2 separate regions of the Homo sapiens genome follow, and region 1 is linked to region 2. A link is a loop called in an ENCODE intact Hi-C map of the cell type or tissue named here. Cell type or tissue: Caco-2. All regions are shown on one strand. Links, peaks and the distances in the headings refer to the core of each region. The heading gives the core; the rest is flanking DNA.

Region 1 (4,402 bases), core at 114-4,113, 99 kb after region 2:
ATCAGATCAGACAAAGCTGTGAAATATGGACAAGGTAAGGGCTGCTTTGGGCTGCATATTTATTTATTTATTTATTTATTTATTTATTTATTTATTTATTTATTTTTTAGTGGGACCTAGGGACTATGGAGTAACTTCTTTCCCAGTTCCTTTCTTTAACTACCTCCTCCAGGAGCTGAGTGAGGTGAAAATGATCAGTGCCAACCACGATCACCAGGGAATGAGAAGGAGGAAAAACACTGACTTAATTGGGGCAAGAATAGGAGAACAAATGGACACAGGGAGGGGGACATCACACACTGTGGCCTGTCGGGGGGTGTGCAGCAAGGCAAGAGAGAGCATTAAGACAAATACCTAATTCATGTGGGGCTTAAAACCTAGATGACTGGTTGATAGGCACAGCAAACCACCATGGCACATATGTACCTGTGTAACAAACCTGCACGTTCTGCACGTGTATCCCAGAACTTAAAAAAAAAAAAAAAAAGAAACGTAGAGGCTGATTCTGTAGGGTAGGACCCAAGAGTTTGCATTTTTGACAAGTTCTCATGTGATGCTGGTGCTTCTGGTTTCTTGACCACCCTTTGAGTAGAGAGGATTTAGACTGTTTTCAACGTTTTTTCATTATAAACAATGCTGTAATAAATGTTTTTTGCAATGGCCTTTCACAATGTACAAGTCTATCCTGAAGGATAAATTTATAGAAACAGACTTTCTGGGCCAAAGATTTGTATTCTGGTACATTAGAGAAACACTTTAAATTGCCCTTCATAGAATGCCTACTCTGTCAACCCTAAAATGTGAGTGTCTGTTGTTCCACACCCTTGCCAATAGTGGGTATTAGTCAACAAATGTGTGTCCATTTCTCATTAATATTTTTAGTTTTTATTTTATGAATTGAGATGTTACATTATTATTGAACAGATATTCAAGGATGTTAGACCTTCAATGTGAACTGTACCTTTTACATAAGGCACTTTTTTGTTTGGTTTGATTAACACTTTTTACCCTGCATTTCAGCTTCAAACATGCATTTGCATGGTGTGTTTTTGACCCTGCTTTTCCTTCATATTCCTGTGTATTTCCATCTCATATTTTTCCAACTTAAAGTTAGCTTATCAATTAGTTCACTTACATATGCATTATTAAAGTCATATATTATATAAAATCACATGTGAACTTAGAAATGCAGTTTCCCCCACCCTCATCATTTCATGAAATCTTTTCATTTAAACTCTTTTCATGCATTTTCAACATTAGTGTTTTCTTCCCCATCATTAGAGGTAATATTCTGAGTCATTTATCCCAATTTTCCAAAACACATCATCTTCACTTCCTTCAAAAAGTTGAGATACCACAATTTTTGTATCCATGTATGTGTAATAACGTCACTGCAAAACTCATTCCAAACCGCAAATACCCCTTCTTTAACATTCCCCTGTTTTAGCCATTTGTCTTGTAGGTATCTATTCATAAGCTCCTCTGTGTAGCTACTTACTGTGTTGTTTTTTTTCCCTTTCACTTAGTTTTTGTTTTTATTACTAACACATGTGTATAAATATAAATGTACAGCCATAAATGTCAAACATCCTAAGAGATTTATATTTTAAAATACTGAAAAGCAAAATTCCCCAGTCCTCTCCAGCCTCAGTTTCAGACAAAGCAACCACTTTGAATTTCTTTAGTTTTTTGGGCATTTTTCTCTTAATTTCTAAACAACACATTCGCATTGCTTTTTCTTAATGTTTTAAAGTGTTGCATATTATTTATAGAGTTTCCGTAATAAAAAATGTGGACTTGGCTCTTTCACTCTGTTCCTTCCCACTTCCTCTCTCATTTCTAATATAGCTACATCACAGTTTGTTGGATTAAATAATTATTCATTGTTTATATTATTATGATTATATGAATGTTATTTATAGTTAAGCCATGTGCTGAATCATAGTTAGAATTCCTTTTAGGTATAATTTTCTGTTTTTCTATTTTGTTACTACTAACTTTGTTTTTTCTTTTCTTTCCTTTTTTTTCTGGTTTTCATTTGCCTAGTTTCTCTGTATTTATCATTAATTTACCCCAACTCTCTGGCAAAAGTATAATTCTTTTCTCGGGATATTAAAAAACTCCAGTAAGATATTCTTTTGGAGGCCCTGCCTTTTGCTCCAATCCAGACGGGCCACCTTCTTATTCTGTTGTACAGACTCACTCTGGGAGCTCTGTTCACTCCCCTAGGCACCTCCTGTGCTCTCTTATTTGTTGACTCCTGTGTCCTCTGGATCCCAGAGCTTTCTCTTTGTTTCCTCTTGTTTTGGCGGAGCTATCTTCCCGTGGCTTTCTGAGAAAGGGTGGAAAGGGTGTGTGGAGAATCAAATTTTGAGAATTATCATCTCTGAAATTTTTTTTAAATTTATTTTTTATTTCAATAGTTTTTGGGGAAAAGGTGGTGTTTGGTTACACGGATAAGTTCTTTAGTGATGACTTCTGAGATTTTGCTTCTCGCCTTCTCCAGTCTACTCATGCAGGCAGTTAGGCCCAGCTCTTTTTAGTCTGCAAAACTTATTTGTGCTCTTTCCATTTTCCTCCCAAATTTGAAAATTTTGTTTACATCTCTTGCATACTTTTATCTCGTCTCCCATTCTCTTTGTTGTAGTTTTATGCCTTTTTTCATCCTTTTACTGTCACCTTTTTAGTCACATCTGGGAGGAAACAGAGGTAAATATGTTAAAGCTCATGTTTAGCTGGAACTGGTCTATGCTTTCACTTCCACCCTTTTTGAATCACTTTGTTTTAGGTGTGTCAGAGTGACCTTTGCAAATGGCAAGCCTGATCTTATCTCTCTTTGTCTTCAAATCCTCAAGGCCCCTGATTTTTTTTTTAGGATGAAAGTCCAAAGTTTTGACATGGCTTGCAATGCACCTATATGATCTGTCTCCTCCTCTTCTCTCTCAAGACAATACTCCCTTTACTTACTCTTCAACCAGGCTGGATTTTGAACATGCTATTCCTTCTGCCTGGACCCCTCTTCCTTCAACTGCCCTGGCCCTGGCTAATTTCTTCATCATTCAGTGCTTGTCTCTAATTTCCTTCTTTGGAGACACTTACCCTGCCTCCACACCAAGTCAGGTTCCCTGTTACATGCTCCAGCAGCCCTCTATACATACATTGAAAGCCAAGTAGATACTGGATGCCTGCGTCCTTCACTAATGTGTAAGCTCTTAGCTTTGGTGGTGAGTTTTGCTGGAGGTAGGAGATGTACAGGTGGGTTCCATGAGGCCAGGGAACCTGTTGGTCTTTAGTGTTGTGTTCCCATGGCATTAACACAGTGCTTACATAGAAAGGCTGCCCAAAGTATAGCTGTTGAGCAAGTGAATGAATGAATGAATGAGCAAATGTGTATGCACTTGGACTCAGAAATTGTTAGAGCAAGGGGGAAACTTAGAGACTGTGTAGCTTTATAGCTACATTTTATTATTTTTTTTTAACAGTTGGCAACCTTGAGGCTCAGAGACATAAGGGAAAGGTCCCCCAAATACACATGTGTACATTTTTCATAATACTGCTAATAAAAATCCTATGAGGTGCTTTCCATCACTCTCATTTTATAGAAGAAGAAATTGAGGTTCCGAGGACTAAAGTAGCTTTCCTAACATCACACATCTAGTATATGTCAGAACTGGGATTAGCACTCAGGTCTACCTGCCTCTAAAGCTCATCCATGTCTTTACTTCATGATACCTGAATGATAACATTTGGATCACATTTGAATGGACCTGCCAAGGATCAAGGAAGTGAGTATATGAGTTGGTTTTTGCTATGATAACAATCTCTAAACCTCATGGTTCATAGCAATTAACATACAGTTTTTACTTATGCTCTGCAGGTCAGCTGTCATTCTGCTGGGCCTGGCTATACTTGGTATTGGGCTGAGAGTCAAGTTCATGCCTGCTTTATGTATGTTCTCATTCCAGGACTATGCTGAAGGAGTATATATATATATTTTTTATGGTAGAGAGCAGACTGTCAAGAGGTCTACCATAATCATACAGCCCTTCTAGAAGCTTTGGGTCTGTATTCTGTATCTACTCACATTCCATTGGCCAAAGCAAGTGGCATGGTCAAACTCAATATCTGATGTGTGGGAGGCACCTCTTCCCAGGGGGTTGGGGGCTTAAAAGAATGAACATTTGCTGAGCAGTAATACAGTCAAGCACAGTGAGAGACACAGAGATATCTCCGGATAATGACAACATTCAAACCTATTTTCTAGGGGTTTGCCAGCTTGACAGCAATGTATTCTAAGACGCTTCACAGTAGCCCAAAGACCAAGCACCCAGCATGTATAAATGCATGCCTGCTGTTCCCTATACTCACAGATCCCTGGTGAGGCAGTACTGGATGCCAAAAC
Region 2 (4,402 bases), core at 298-4,297:
TTTTTTTTATTATTATTATACTTTAAGTTTTAGGGTACATATGTACAACTTGCAGGTTTGTTACATATGTATACATGTGCCATGTTTGTGTGCTGCACCCATTAACTCGTCGTTTAACATTAGGTATATCTCTTAATGCTATCCCTCCCCACTGCCCCCACCCCACAACAGGCCCCGGTGTGTGATGTTCCCCTTCCTGTGTCCATGTGTTCTCATTGTTCAATTCCCACCTATGAGTGAGAACATGCAGTGTTTGGTTTTTTGTCCTTGTGATAGTTTGCTGAGAATGATGGTTTCCGGCTTCATCCATGTCCCTACAAAGGACATGAACTCATCATTTTTTATGGCTGCATAGTATTCTATGGTGTACATGTGCCACATTTTCTTAATCCAGTCTATCATTGATGGACATTTGGGTTGGTTCCAGGTCTTTGCTATTGTGAATAGTGCCACAATAAACATACGTGTGCATGTGTCTTTATAGCAGCATGATTTATAATCCTTTGGGTATATATCCAGTAATGGGATGGCTGGGTCAAATGGTATTTCTAGTTCTACATCCATGGGGAATCGCCACACTGACTTCCACAATGGTTGAACTAGTTTACAGTCCCACCAACAGTGTAAAAGTGTTCCTATTTCTCCACATCCTCTCCAGCACCTGTTGCTCTGTCACTCAGGCTGGAGTGCAGTGGTGTGATCTCTGCTCACTGCAACCTCTGCCTCCCAGGTTCAAGCAATTCTCCTGCTTCAGCCTCCTGAGTAGCTGATACTACAGGAATGCACCACCATGCCCGGCAAATTTTTGTAGTTTTAGTAGAGATGGGGTTTCACCTTGTTGGCCAGGCTGGTCTCAAACTTCTGACCTCAGGTGATCCACCACCTCGGCCTCCCAAACTGCTGGGATTACAGGCGTGAACCACTGCACCCAGCCTGCTGATCCTTTCTGAACACTGGAAAATGGGGATAATACCACCCTTAAAGGGTTGTGTGAGAATAAAATACAATGATGTCTGCAAGGAGCTTAGCACATGGTAGGCATACTCCTACCCTAGGGTAATCCTCCACCGCCTGGATTGTTCTTTCTCCAAATGTCTGCAGGGCTACTTCCTCTCTCTGACTTAAGTCTCTGCCATTCTAAAAAGAGCAAACCCTCCCTAGTCCTGGGCAATTCCTGGTCCTATTCTCTGCTTTATTTTTTCCCATAGTACTTGTCACCATTTAACATAGCATATATTTTACTAATTTGTTATTCCCCCGACTAGGATGTAAGTTTCATGAAGGCAGGAATTTTTGTCTATTTATTATATCCTGAATGTCTGATATGTAATAAGCATGCCATAGATATTTGTTGAATGATTGACTCACAAAATATATCATAAATTTTAATTATACATATTAGTTGTTGGACACTTTTGCCATGTCATAGCCTTGGAATAATTAAGTCTCATGAACCTCCTTATCCAAGAGTCCAGGTCTCATTATCATAGGGGACCCTCCTTTCTTAAGCATTAGAGACCAGACAGAAGGAAGGTGGGATTCACACAAAAACTTTAATCCTCAGCAGTTCTCAACCCTGGCTGCATGTTAGAATCACCTTGGTGGCTTTCTGAAAATAGCAATGATTGAACCACTTCTAGAAACTCTGATTTAACTGCTCTGGGATGTGGCTTGGACTTAAAATTTCCTTTTAAGCTGCCCTGTTGATTCTACTGTTGAGGATCAATAAACTATGTGAACTCGAAGCTACTGAAGGCTAGAGAATGAGGGTCTTGCACAACAGCCTGCCATTGAGGTTGGAGGAGACATTGTTCCCAGACCAAACTGAGGGTCAGGCTGCTTATTCTTGCAGCCCAATATGGAGATGCAGATGAACTGGGAAAGAAGAGAGTTATTTTTGTAACCGGGTACAGGGAGAAGACCTGGAAAAAATCGCCAGACCAACTCAAAATTACAAAGTTTTCCAGAGCTTATATACCTTCTAAGCTATATGTCTATGTGTAAGTGTGCAGGCATCTAAAGATATAAGTGATTAACTTCTTCTAATCTATAACTAAGGTCTGAGTCCTGAAGACATTCCTCTGGAACCTAAGTAAATTTACTTAATCTACATGGATCCCAGTGCTGGGGTGATTACCCTTATCTTGTCTCCTGCTAAATCATGGAGGTTTGGGGAGTTCAGACCTCCAAACCTTCAGACCTCCAATAAACTTGTTTGTGGAGGTCTGGAGAGTCTCTTCAGACCTCCAATAAAAATTTGTTTAATCCTAAATGGGTCCTGTTAAGAATTCTTTCATTATCTTGTCATGCTTCAAGGCCCAGGAAAGGCCTAGGCAAAACTCTTGGTGGGCTTTTGTTACATTCTAGTCTTTGTATAAGGAGACTTCTTCAGCTTTTAATATTTAACCACTCAGTCAGTGCTGAAACAGCTGTTACAGAGGCCTGCCTGATCAGCCAGGAGTGAGATCTGGCCTGTCACAAGGTAGAACAGTCTCTGGATTGACCAGGGCACTCTAACCCTTTAGCCACAGGCAGATGGAACATTCCAATAACCAATTAAGAAAATAAGAGGCATATCCTGAAGGAGGACTTGTTCTGCATTTATAATTTTGAGTTTAGGTTTAAATCAGCACAGTTCAGTTCCAAGCAGCTGTAAAACTCAAGTGGAGGTTTGAACTTACAATAATGTGAATATCAGTCTGGATCTAGGATATTCTGGATCCCTCCTCTCATTAGGGTGAGTAGAGGTCTCTGCTTTCACTACACACAGTTCTCCCCCTCTTGTCTCCTTTCTGCACTCTTCTACACTTAGCCAGTGGTGGGGATGCAGGAGACTTCTGCGACCTAGAGTGAGGCTTTTTCACTACTAGCCACATGCAGGTGGGCTCCATAGAGGGTGAATAATCTCACCTTGCCCAGCTCCGTGCATATGTTGCCCCTAATTGTGCCTGGGCTTCTCCCTGCTAAGTCCAAGCAAAGGCCGGCTTTCTTGGCTAACAGAGCTGTTGTTCTTCAGCATACATCAGAATCACCTGGAGAGATCATCAAAACACCAACTGCTGGGACCCTCCACCAAAGTTTCTGATTCTGTAGATCTGGAGTGGGGCCTGTGAAATTGCATTTCTTTTTTTTTTTTTTTTTTTTTGAGATGGAGTCTCCCTCTGTCGCCCAGGCTGGAGTTCAGTGGCACAATCTCAGTTCGCTGCAACCTCTGCCTCCTGGGTTCAAGCAATTTCTGGCTTATTTTTGTATTTTTAGTAGAGACGGGGGTTTCACCATGTTGGCCAGGCTGGTCTCATACTCCTGACCTCAAGTGATCCGCCCTCCTTGGCCTCCCATAGTGCTGGGATTATAGGCATGAGCTATCTCGCCAGGCCATGAATTTGCATTTCTAACAAGTTCCCAGGTGGTGCTGATGCTGCTCGTCTGAGAACCACACTTTGAGAATTTCTGCTTTAAAGAAACAAGATCCTTTCAGTCTGGATTCTGTGGGTATTAACCCAATTTAGGGAACCAAACCCTGGGCATATTTCTGGCAATGCAGGACATAAAGCTGTGTACTTTGTTCCTTCTTCACAGAAACCACTTAAGCAACCTATTTTTAGTCTTATTGACTGTTTTCCTTTCTCTTAGTTCTCAGCCTTTTCTTCTATTCTGGATTGAAGTTTTCATCTTTTCATAAATTCCAGGCTGTTTTATGACTTGGCTGTGCCTGGAATGCCCTTTCCCTTTCTCTGTCTGGCTATTTTATTTGTCTCTTTTGGTTAGAAGGCATAGGCACTCACTCAAATTACAGTCATCCCTTGGTAGACATGGGTGGATTGGTTCCAGGACGCCCCATGGATACCAAAATTTGTGCATACTCAAGTCCCACAGTCAACTCTGTGAGACCCGTGTATATGAGAAGTCAGCCTGAAATATACACAGGTTTTGTATTTCATGAATACTGTATTTTTGATCCCTGTTTGGTTGAAAAATATCTGTGTATAAGTGGTCTTGTGAAGTTCAAACTGTGTTGTTCAAGGAGGTCAACTGTACTTCATTTCATTTTAAAGATCCCCAAAGAAGCTGAACAGATCTCAGGAAGAGCAGGAACAAGTACATGGTTCTGATTTCAAGGTGGCAGAATGGGCAAGAGGAGCAGAAGAAATTTGTGTGTCTTTCTTTCATCACTAGAAGTCCAATGTGCTATTCATTGCACCACAAAGCCATCTGTTTGTGTGTCTTTCTTCTATTGTTTGACCATTAAGTGAATCAGCAGCTCTGTGTATCTGCTCCTTACTTGGCTCTCTACCAATACCTTATACTTCCCCAGTACTCTATTTTTGTTGACTTTATAGCTTCTGCTTACTCTTCCTCATCTTATTTATCATTTCTGTTTCCTTATAACTTTGGCTGCCAA

The links. A loop is a pair of places that touch in the nucleus more often than their neighbours do. Peaks named below come from ENCODE experiments on the same cell type or tissue, not always from the same donor. Only the 100,000 strongest peaks of a DNase experiment are listed, where the experiment ranks them.
Region 1: a loop joins it to region 2, with 5 times the contacts of the local background. A loop is called at or near these places in 2 of 110 quality-filtered maps.

The regions. Positions count from the first base shown.
Region 1 is chr11:113,569,566-113,573,967 of GRCh38, reverse strand. No RefSeq gene overlaps it. Among named protein-coding and RNA genes, the nearest start is that of DRD2, 96 kb to the right of the region's middle. In Caco-2, for the core only: no CTCF peak of the experiment used is centred there; no DNase peak of the experiment used is centred there.
Region 2 is chr11:113,668,404-113,672,805 of GRCh38, reverse strand. All of the region lies in intron 1 of LOC107984390 (a long non-coding RNA gene), which reads left to right. Among named protein-coding and RNA genes, the nearest start is that of TMPRSS5, 36 kb to the left of the region's middle. RefSeq lists a silencer at 4,105-4,399. In Caco-2, for the core only: no CTCF peak of the experiment used is centred there; DNase peaks (open chromatin) are centred at 1,805, 2,175 and 2,435.